2 separate regions of the Homo sapiens genome follow, and region 1 is linked to region 2. The links are chromatin contacts, found by Hi-C or POLR2A ChIA-PET in ENCODE. All regions are on one chromosome and are shown on one strand. Each heading gives the region's core, a stretch centred on a gene start or an enhancer-like site at or near the end of the contact. The rest is flanking DNA. Distances are from core to core; before and after follow the strand shown.

Region 1 (4,132 bases), core at 45-2,544, 190 kb before region 2:
TTGGCTGATGTTTATACTAAAAGCCCAGACTCCACCACTACCCAAAATATCCATGTAAGAAAACTGCACATGTACCCCCTAAATCTATAAAAATAAAATATTTTAAAAACTTAGGCCGGGCGCGGTGGCTCACGCCTGTAATCCCAGCACTTTGGGAGGCCGAGGCGGGCGGATCACGAGGTCAAGAGATCGAGACCATCCCGGCTAAAACGGTGAAACCCCGTCTCTACTAAAAATACAAAAAAAAAATTAGCCGGGCGTAGTGGCGGGCGCCTGTAGTCCCAGCTACTTGGGAGGCTGAGGCAGGAGAATGGCGTGAACCCGGGAGGCGGAGCTTGCAGTGAGCCGAGATCCCGCCACTGCACTCCAGCCTGGGCGACAGAGCGAGACTCCGTCTCAAAAAAAAAAAAAAAAACTTAAAGTACGATTTTAAAAATACAATGTTTCTGCTTCACAGTTTAATGTCACTTTAAGGCAAAAAAACTATTGGGTAAATTCAGTCTACACAGAAAACACAAGTATTCTGAGCAGAACAAAACCAAACAAAAAATCTCCTTTGGTCCCTTACATACTCCTTTTATATTTTTCTCTCTTATTTCCCTTTGCTTACAAATATCTTAATAAATTTGAGTTTCATAAACAAAGTTTTGTTCCATTGTCTAAAAAAAAGCAGGTTAAACACAAACATTGAGTAAAAAAAAAAGCAGGTCAAACACAAACCTACTAAAAGTAAAATAAATAAAATGGTACACTATAAAGCAAATGTTAGGTTAAGTACAAATGAAAAACCCAGAGTCAAGCAAGGTTCTTGGCTGCTAAATGTACAGGGCATTTTTAATGGCAGGGTCAGCAATCCACAGCCTACAGATCCAGTCTGGCCCACGCCTGTTTTTTGTACAGTTCATGAACTAAGAATGGGTTTGCATTTCTAAATAGCTGGGGGGAATATCAAAAGAAGAAGAATATTTCATGATAAGTAAAAATTATATGAACTCAAAATTTCAGCATCCATAAATAAAGTTCTGCTGGTACACAACCATGCTCTTTTGTTTATGAACCGTCTACAGCTGCTTCCGAGCTATAAAGGCAGAGTTGAGCAGCTGTAATAAAGACCTGAAGGTTGGCAAAACCTACATGCTTAACATCTGGCCCTTTACAGAAATTTTGCCGACCCCTGTGGCTCTCTTTAGGGAGATTTTCTTCTTCCTCAAGGGATAAGGGATAAGGGTGAAGATCTACCTAAGCCAAAATGAGTCATCAGCAGGGAGACTTGGACTCATGCCACAGGCTTGTGGTCAGGCATCAGTATTAATATCTGATACTGAGAAACACCAGGTACAACATAGTTAACATTCCCTCGGTGTCTTCTATGTACCAAGCATTGTGATAAATGTTTTAAAGATGTGCACTAAAAAAAAAATAGAAAAAATTGGGCAGTATGGCCATTTTCAAGATATTGATTCTTCCTACCCATGAGCATGGAATGTTCTTCCATTTGTTTGTGTCCTCCTTTATTTCGTTGAGCAGTGGTTTGTAGTTCTCCTTGAAGAGGTCCTTCACATCCCTTGTAAGTTGGATTCCTAGGTATTTTATTCTCTTTGAAGCAATTGTGAATGGGAGTTCACTCATGATTTGGCTCTCTGTTTGTCTGTTATTGGTGTATAAGAATGCTGGTGATTTTTGCACATTGATTTTGTATCCTGAGACTTTGCTGAAGTTGCTTATCAGCTTAAGGAGATTTTGGGCTGAGACAATGGGGTTTTCTAGATATACAATCATGTCATCTACAAACAGGGACAATTTGACTTCCTCTTTTCCTAATTGAATACCTTTTATTTCTTTCTCCTGCCTGATTGCCCTAGCCAGAACCTCCAACACTATGTTGAATAGGAGTGGTGAGAGAGGACATCCCTGTCTTGTGCCAGTTTTCAAAGGGAATGCTTCCAGTTTTTGCCCATTCAGTATGATATTGGCTGTGGGTTTGTCATGAATAGCTCTTATTATTTTTAGATATGTCCCATCAATACCTAATTTATTGAGAGTTTTTAGCATGAAGCGCTGTTGAATTTTGTCAAAGGCCTTTTCTGCATCTGTTGAGATAATCATGTGGTTTTTGTCTTTGGTTCTGTTTATATGCTGGATTACGTTTATTGATTTTCATATGTTGAACCAGCCTTGCATCCCAGGGATGAAGCCCACTTGATCATGGTGGATAAGCTTTTTGATGTGCTGCTGGATTTGGTTTGCCGGTATTTTATTGAAGATTTTTGCATCGATGTTCATCAGGGATATTGGCCTAAAATTCTCTTTTTTTGTTGTGTCTCTGCCAGGCTTTGGTATCAGGAAAATGGCCATACTGCCCAAGGTAATTTATAGATTCAATGCCATCCCCATCAAGCTACCAATGACTTTCTTCACAGAACTGGAAAAAACTACTTTAAAGTTCATACGGAACCAAAAAACAACTCACATTGCCAAGTCAATCCTAAGCCAAAAGAACAAAGCTGGAGGCATCATGCTACCTGACTTCAAACTATACTACGAGGCTACAGTAACCAAAACAGCATGGTACTGGTACCAAAACAGAGATATAGACCAATGGAACACAATAGAGCCCTCAGAAATAATGCCACACATCTACAACTATCTGATCTTTGACAAACCTGACACAAACAAGAAATGGGGAAAGGATTCCCTATTTAATAAATGGTGCTGGGAAAACTGGCTAGCCATATGTAGAAAGCTGAAACTGGATCCCTTCCTTACACCTTATACAAAAATTAATTCAAGATGGATTAAAGACTTAAATGTTAGACCTAAAACCATAAAAACCCTAGAAGAAAACCTAGGCAATACCATTCAGGACACAGGCATGGGGAAGGACTTCATGTCTAAAACACCAAAAGCAATAGCAACAAAAGCCAAAATTGACAAATGGGATCTAATTAAACTAAAGAGCTTCTGCACAGCAAAAGAAACTACCATCAGAGTGAACAGGCAGCCTACAGAATGGGAGAACATTTTTGCAACCTACTCATCTGACAAAGGGCTAATATCCAGAATCTACAAAGAAGTCAAACAAATTTACAAGAAAAAAAACAAACAACCCCATCAACAAGTGGGCAAAGGATATGAACACACACTTCTCAAAAGAAGACATTTGTGCAGCCAAAAAACACATGGAAAAATGCTCATCATCACTGGCCATCAGAGAAATGCAAATCAAAACCACAATGAGATACCATCTCACACCAGTTAGAATGGCGATCATTAAAAAGTCAGGAAACAACAGGTACTGGAGAGGATGTGGAGAAATAGGAACACTTTTACACTGTTGGTGGGACTGTAAACTAGTTCAACCATTGTGGAAGACAGGGTGGTGATTCCTCAGGGATCTATAACTAGAAATACCATTTGACCCAGCCATCCCATTACTGGGTATATACCCAAAGGACTATAAATCATGCTGCTATAAAGACACATGCACACGTATGTTTATTGAGGCATTATTCACAATAGCAAAGACTTGGAACCAACCCAAATGTCCAACAACAACAGACTGGATTAAGAAATTGTGGCACATATACACCATGGAATACAATGCAGCCATAAAAAATGATGAGTTCATGTCCTTTGTAGGGACATGGATGAAGCTGGAAACCATCATTCTCAGCAAACTATCGCAAGGACAAAAAACCAAACACCGCATGTTCTCACTCATAGGTGGGAATTGAACAATGAGAACACTTGGACACAGGACGGGGAACATCACACACCGGGGCCTGTCGTGGGATGGGGGAAGGGGGAAGGGATAGTATTAGGAGATACACCTAATGTAAGTGACGCGTTAATGGGTGCAGCACACCAACATGGCACATGTATACATATGTAACAAACCTGCATGTTGTGCACATGTACCCTAGGACATAAAGTATAATAAATATATATATATATATATATATATATATATATATATATATATATATAAAGATAACAATTTTAAATCAAAGTTCTTAACTGCATAATAAAAGAGAAAATAATAACTAATATTTATTAAATTAGGTGTCTTTTATGTGCCAAAAAAAGAAAAAATTGGGTGACATTACTTTTAATAACATATTTTATTTAACTC
Region 2 (3,994 bases), core at 1,344-3,843:
TGACCTGTGTGTGTATAGTCTTTGCACCTCCTACAGGAAAAGCCAATTTTAACCTTCTATGAGTGTCTCCATTGCTTCATAATCTTTATGAAGTTGCATGCCTTTGCAGCTTCTCAGAGTGTATTTTCATTTCTAATGTAGCAATAAAATAATATACTTACTAAAAAAAATAGCAAGGGAAGAAAATCATTTCCTTCATACCAAGTAAGAGAGCACTTATCATGGTAGGCACTGGCTTTGCAATTATGAGACCAGTAGTAGAAATAGCTTTAGTTTCCTCAATTTTCCTGGAGTATTCTTCAGACTTTCTTTACACTGCTAAAATGAGAGTAACATTTCATTGTATAACCTCTGTACAATTTCTTACCATGTACATGTATTACCTACGTAAAAATGCTTACAATTACAAAGATACCAATGAGTTTATTTTCTCTACTGACTCAAGTTGGTGTCACAGGCATACCAATTAAGGACAGGCATTCTCCAAAAAGCATGTAGAAACACTGTCTTTTGTACTAATAAAGAGCCCCCATGTCTTTTCATGTCATTGCATATTAGAATTGTGACATAGGTGTTAAGTAGGAACAAAGAGGCAACCCATTTCACAGATGTACTCAGAACTGCTGGGCTGTCATAGGTCTAAGCAGAAGAGCGAGGACTAAATCCCTAATTTTCTGACACCGATGCCACTGATATTTTCATTATATCAGGCTGCCTCGACCTGCTGGTAAGGGTTAGGACTAGCTCTCTGACAGATTACCCTGGTTCCAATCCTGCTCTGCTGGGCCCTAAGGTACCATGAAAAAAGATCACCAAGCTGTATTAGGTGAAAAAAGCAAGGTGGCATATTGTATTTTACCATTTTGTGCAAAAAAAGGTAAAACTTTAAAAAAGAATATATGTCTATATGTGCTTATTACGCATAAACTGCCTGTTGCCCATTGCTGCTCCATCTATACAATGTGGGTGGTAGGATTACAATAAATATTGCAAATATTAGAACAGTGCCTGTCACACTAAAGTGTCATTTTATTTGGATTCTCGGCTGGGCGTGGTGGCTCATGCCTGTAATCCTAGCACTTTGGGAGGCCGAGTTGGGCAGATCACGAGGTCAGGAGATCAAGACCGTCCTGGCTAACATGGTGAAACCCCCATCTCTACTAAAAAAAATACAAAAAATTAGCTGGGTGTGGTGGCCGGCGCCTGTAGTCCCAGCTACTCGGGAGGCTGAGGCAGAATGGCATGAACCCGGGAGGCGGAGCTTGCAGTGAGCCGAGATCGTGCCACTGCACTCCAGCCTGGGTGACAGAGTGAGACTCCATCTCAAAAAAAAAAAAAAAAAAAAAAATTGGATTCTCAGTCCAAATAGTTCCTTGGCTTAATCATATTCTAAAATACCCCTTTAAAAAAAAAAATATATATATATATATATATAGTTTTTTCTGAGATGCAGTCTCACTTTGTTACCCAGGCTGGAGTGCAGTGGCACGATTTCTGCTCACTGCAACCTCCTCCTCCCGGGTTCAAGCAATTCTCCTGCCTCAGCCTCCCAAGTAGCTGTGATTATAGGTGCACACCACCAAGCCTGGCTAATTTTTATATCTTTAGTAGAGACGGGAGTCTCACCATGTTGGCCAGGCTGGTCTCGAACTCTTACCTCAGGTGATCCGCCTGACTCGGCCTCCCAAAGTGCTGGGATTACAGGCGTGAGCCACCGCACCGGGCCATCATCTTTTCTTCAGAGGTAGCTACAGCAGATGAAAAGATTTAAAAATCATTTTCACGTGGCAAGCCATGGTAAAATGTAACTATTTAAGGCTGCTTTAAATTAGACTAATAGCAGAGTGGTCAGACTATACTGAAAGCTTGGTGAATCACAATTAAGTACCTCAAAGAACTATTCTTGTTTGCCTTATTCCTATGTAAATAACTGAAATCTTTGTTTTTCTTCCTAAAAGGGGTCATGTTGATTTTTACTTACAATGTATTTTAAGTTTGTCACTCTAAATGGTTATGAGCAAGTTTAAGAAAAATCTTCAGCAAATACTACCTTAGATTATGACCCCAAAACACATTTACGAGCCTCAACATCGTTACTGTTACCGCTTTAACATTTAAGGCAGTAAAAAGCATACTGGATCTCTGTAAAGGCGTAGGGGTGCGGGGAATCCGTTATGATTATGTTGAAAACATAGGGTCTGGGGAAAAAGGGATTTAAAATAAGAAGAAAAAGAAGACTTGGGACTTAAAAAGTCTTTTAGAGGCCAGCTCACGGTGACAAAAACCGACCCTCACCCCGAGCCACGTGAGGTTTTCTGCTTCCTCCCAGGCCCTTCCTTCCGCAGTCAGAAGGCGGAAGAAAAGTTACCTCAAGGTGGGGCGAGTGGCAGGGCGGACCCTGGCGACCTGACGCTGCGGAGGCTCGAGCGGCGTATCCATACCACCCAGCTGTTCGCCGCGGGAACCCGCCGGCCCGCAGGTGACCCAGCGCTGGAAAAACGCCAGCGACGTGGCCTGGCGAGCTGGCGCGGGGCAAGGACCACCCGCGCCCGCCTTGCCGCCCCAGCCTCCCTCCCTAGGAAGCAGGGTGCGCCCCGGTGCGCGCGGGGCTTCCCCGGACCGGCGTTCCAGTCCCTCTCCGGCTTCCGGCCCACCCCGGCCCCACTGAGAGCAGAAATGTGATCTCTGCCCTGAGAAAATGCTCGTGGCCAGTGACTACCCCTAACGCACAATAATATGGCTCCGATGGGCTCAAAGGTATTGGTTTTTTGTTTTGTTTTGAGACAAGGTCTCACTCGGTCGCCCAGGCTGGAGTGCAATTGCGTGATCTTGACTCACTGCAACCTCCGCTTCCCGGGCTCAAGCGATTCTCCTGCCTCAGCCTCCCAAGTAGCTGGGATTACAGGCATGCGCCACCACGCCCGGCTAATTTTGTATTTTCAGTAGACAGGGTTTCACCATGTTGGCCAGGCTGGTCTCGAACTCCTGGCCTCAAATTATACGTCCGCCTCGGCCTCCCAAGGTGCTGGTATTATAGGCGTGAGCCACCGCGCCCGGTCCAGTGTTGGTTCTTAAACGCGAGAATTGAGATCTCCCTTCACCTAATGAAAGTCTCGGCCACTATCGCAACATTCAGAACACCCAGTCTGTGTTGCACAATATGTTACTTAGGTATAAATCAAGGATTCATGTAATTTTGTCATTCCTTGCGTGATATTTTAAAAAACATTCTGTGTAAGGTATTTATAAAGCGTTTACTATTATCCGCAATCACAGGGGCTTGAGGAAAAACTTTGACTGTGGCCGGGCACCGTGGCTCACGCCTGTAATCCCAGCACTTTGGGAGACCGAGCCGGGTGGATCACTTGAGGTCAGCAGTTCGAGACCAGCCTGGCCAACATGGTGAAACCCCCGTCTCTTCTAAAAATACAAAAATTTGTGGGGCGCGCTTGTAGTCCCAGCTACTTGGGAGGCTGAGGCAGGAGGAATCGCTTGAACTCGGGAGGCAGAGCTTGCAGTGAGCCGAGATCGCGCCACTGCACTCCAGCCTGGGCAACAGAGTAGAACTCCGTCTCAAAAAAAAAAAAAAAAAAGAAAGAAAGAAAAAAAAGTGGACTGTGAAAACTGAAAGGACTAGAAAAACTACACTACAAAGATACAGAAACCAAGAAAGCACCATAGCGTTTGCCTTCAACTGCTTCCCAACTTGTTTTCCTCTTCCAATTTGATTGTGGTTTCCTCTCCAGAAGGAACTCCACAGTACTTAGCGTTGGCCACATAGTAGGTTCTCAAATACTTGTTAATAAATAAGTTTGTTCGAGAAGCTGGGCAATGATATTCTACAGCTGGAAGAAGAAACATAATGATCTAGTAATTAGCTCATTAAAAATAAACGTTCTTCTTTCCTCAGAGGAGCATTTCCCAAGGCCTGCCTTGATAGCCATCCAAAAAGGCCAAGCTCATCCAATCTTGCCCTAGATTTATGCTAAAATGC

What was found. Hi-C counts contacts between places; a loop is a spot of excess contacts on that map. ChIA-PET counts read pairs that join two places held with the same protein, here RNA polymerase II (POLR2A). Pooled maps may share reads with other maps.
Region 1: a map of PC-9 shows a loop between it and region 2 (5-fold over the local background). The contact joins the enhancer-like site here to the promoter of EEF1A1-AS1 in region 2. A Hi-C loop is called at or near these places in 1 of 168 maps with a recorded cell type or tissue (PC-9), 2 of 37 single-sample maps with no recorded cell type and 12 of 50 pooled maps. POLR2A ChIA-PET finds 5 or more read pairs at or near these places in 12 of 52 experiments (BJ, GM12878, H1 and 8 more).

Annotation. Positions count from the first base shown.
Region 1 is chr6:73,707,818-73,711,949 of GRCh38, reverse strand. The region is part of intron 2 of CD109 (CD109 molecule); the gene reads right to left. Among named protein-coding and RNA genes, the nearest start is that of CD109, 14 kb to the right of the region's middle. Within about 2 kb of position 1,294, at least 4 of the 41 ENCODE cell types and tissues checked have a DNase peak (open chromatin) inside an H3K27ac peak, as active enhancers do.
Region 2 is chr6:73,522,210-73,526,203 of GRCh38, reverse strand. EEF1A1-AS1 (EEF1A1 antisense RNA 1) reads right to left here and starts at 2,593. Exons shown (of 5, transcript NR_187283.1): 1 at 2,369-2,593; 2 at 1,658-1,748; 3 at 162-318. RefSeq lists silencers at 2,348-2,527, 2,568-2,707.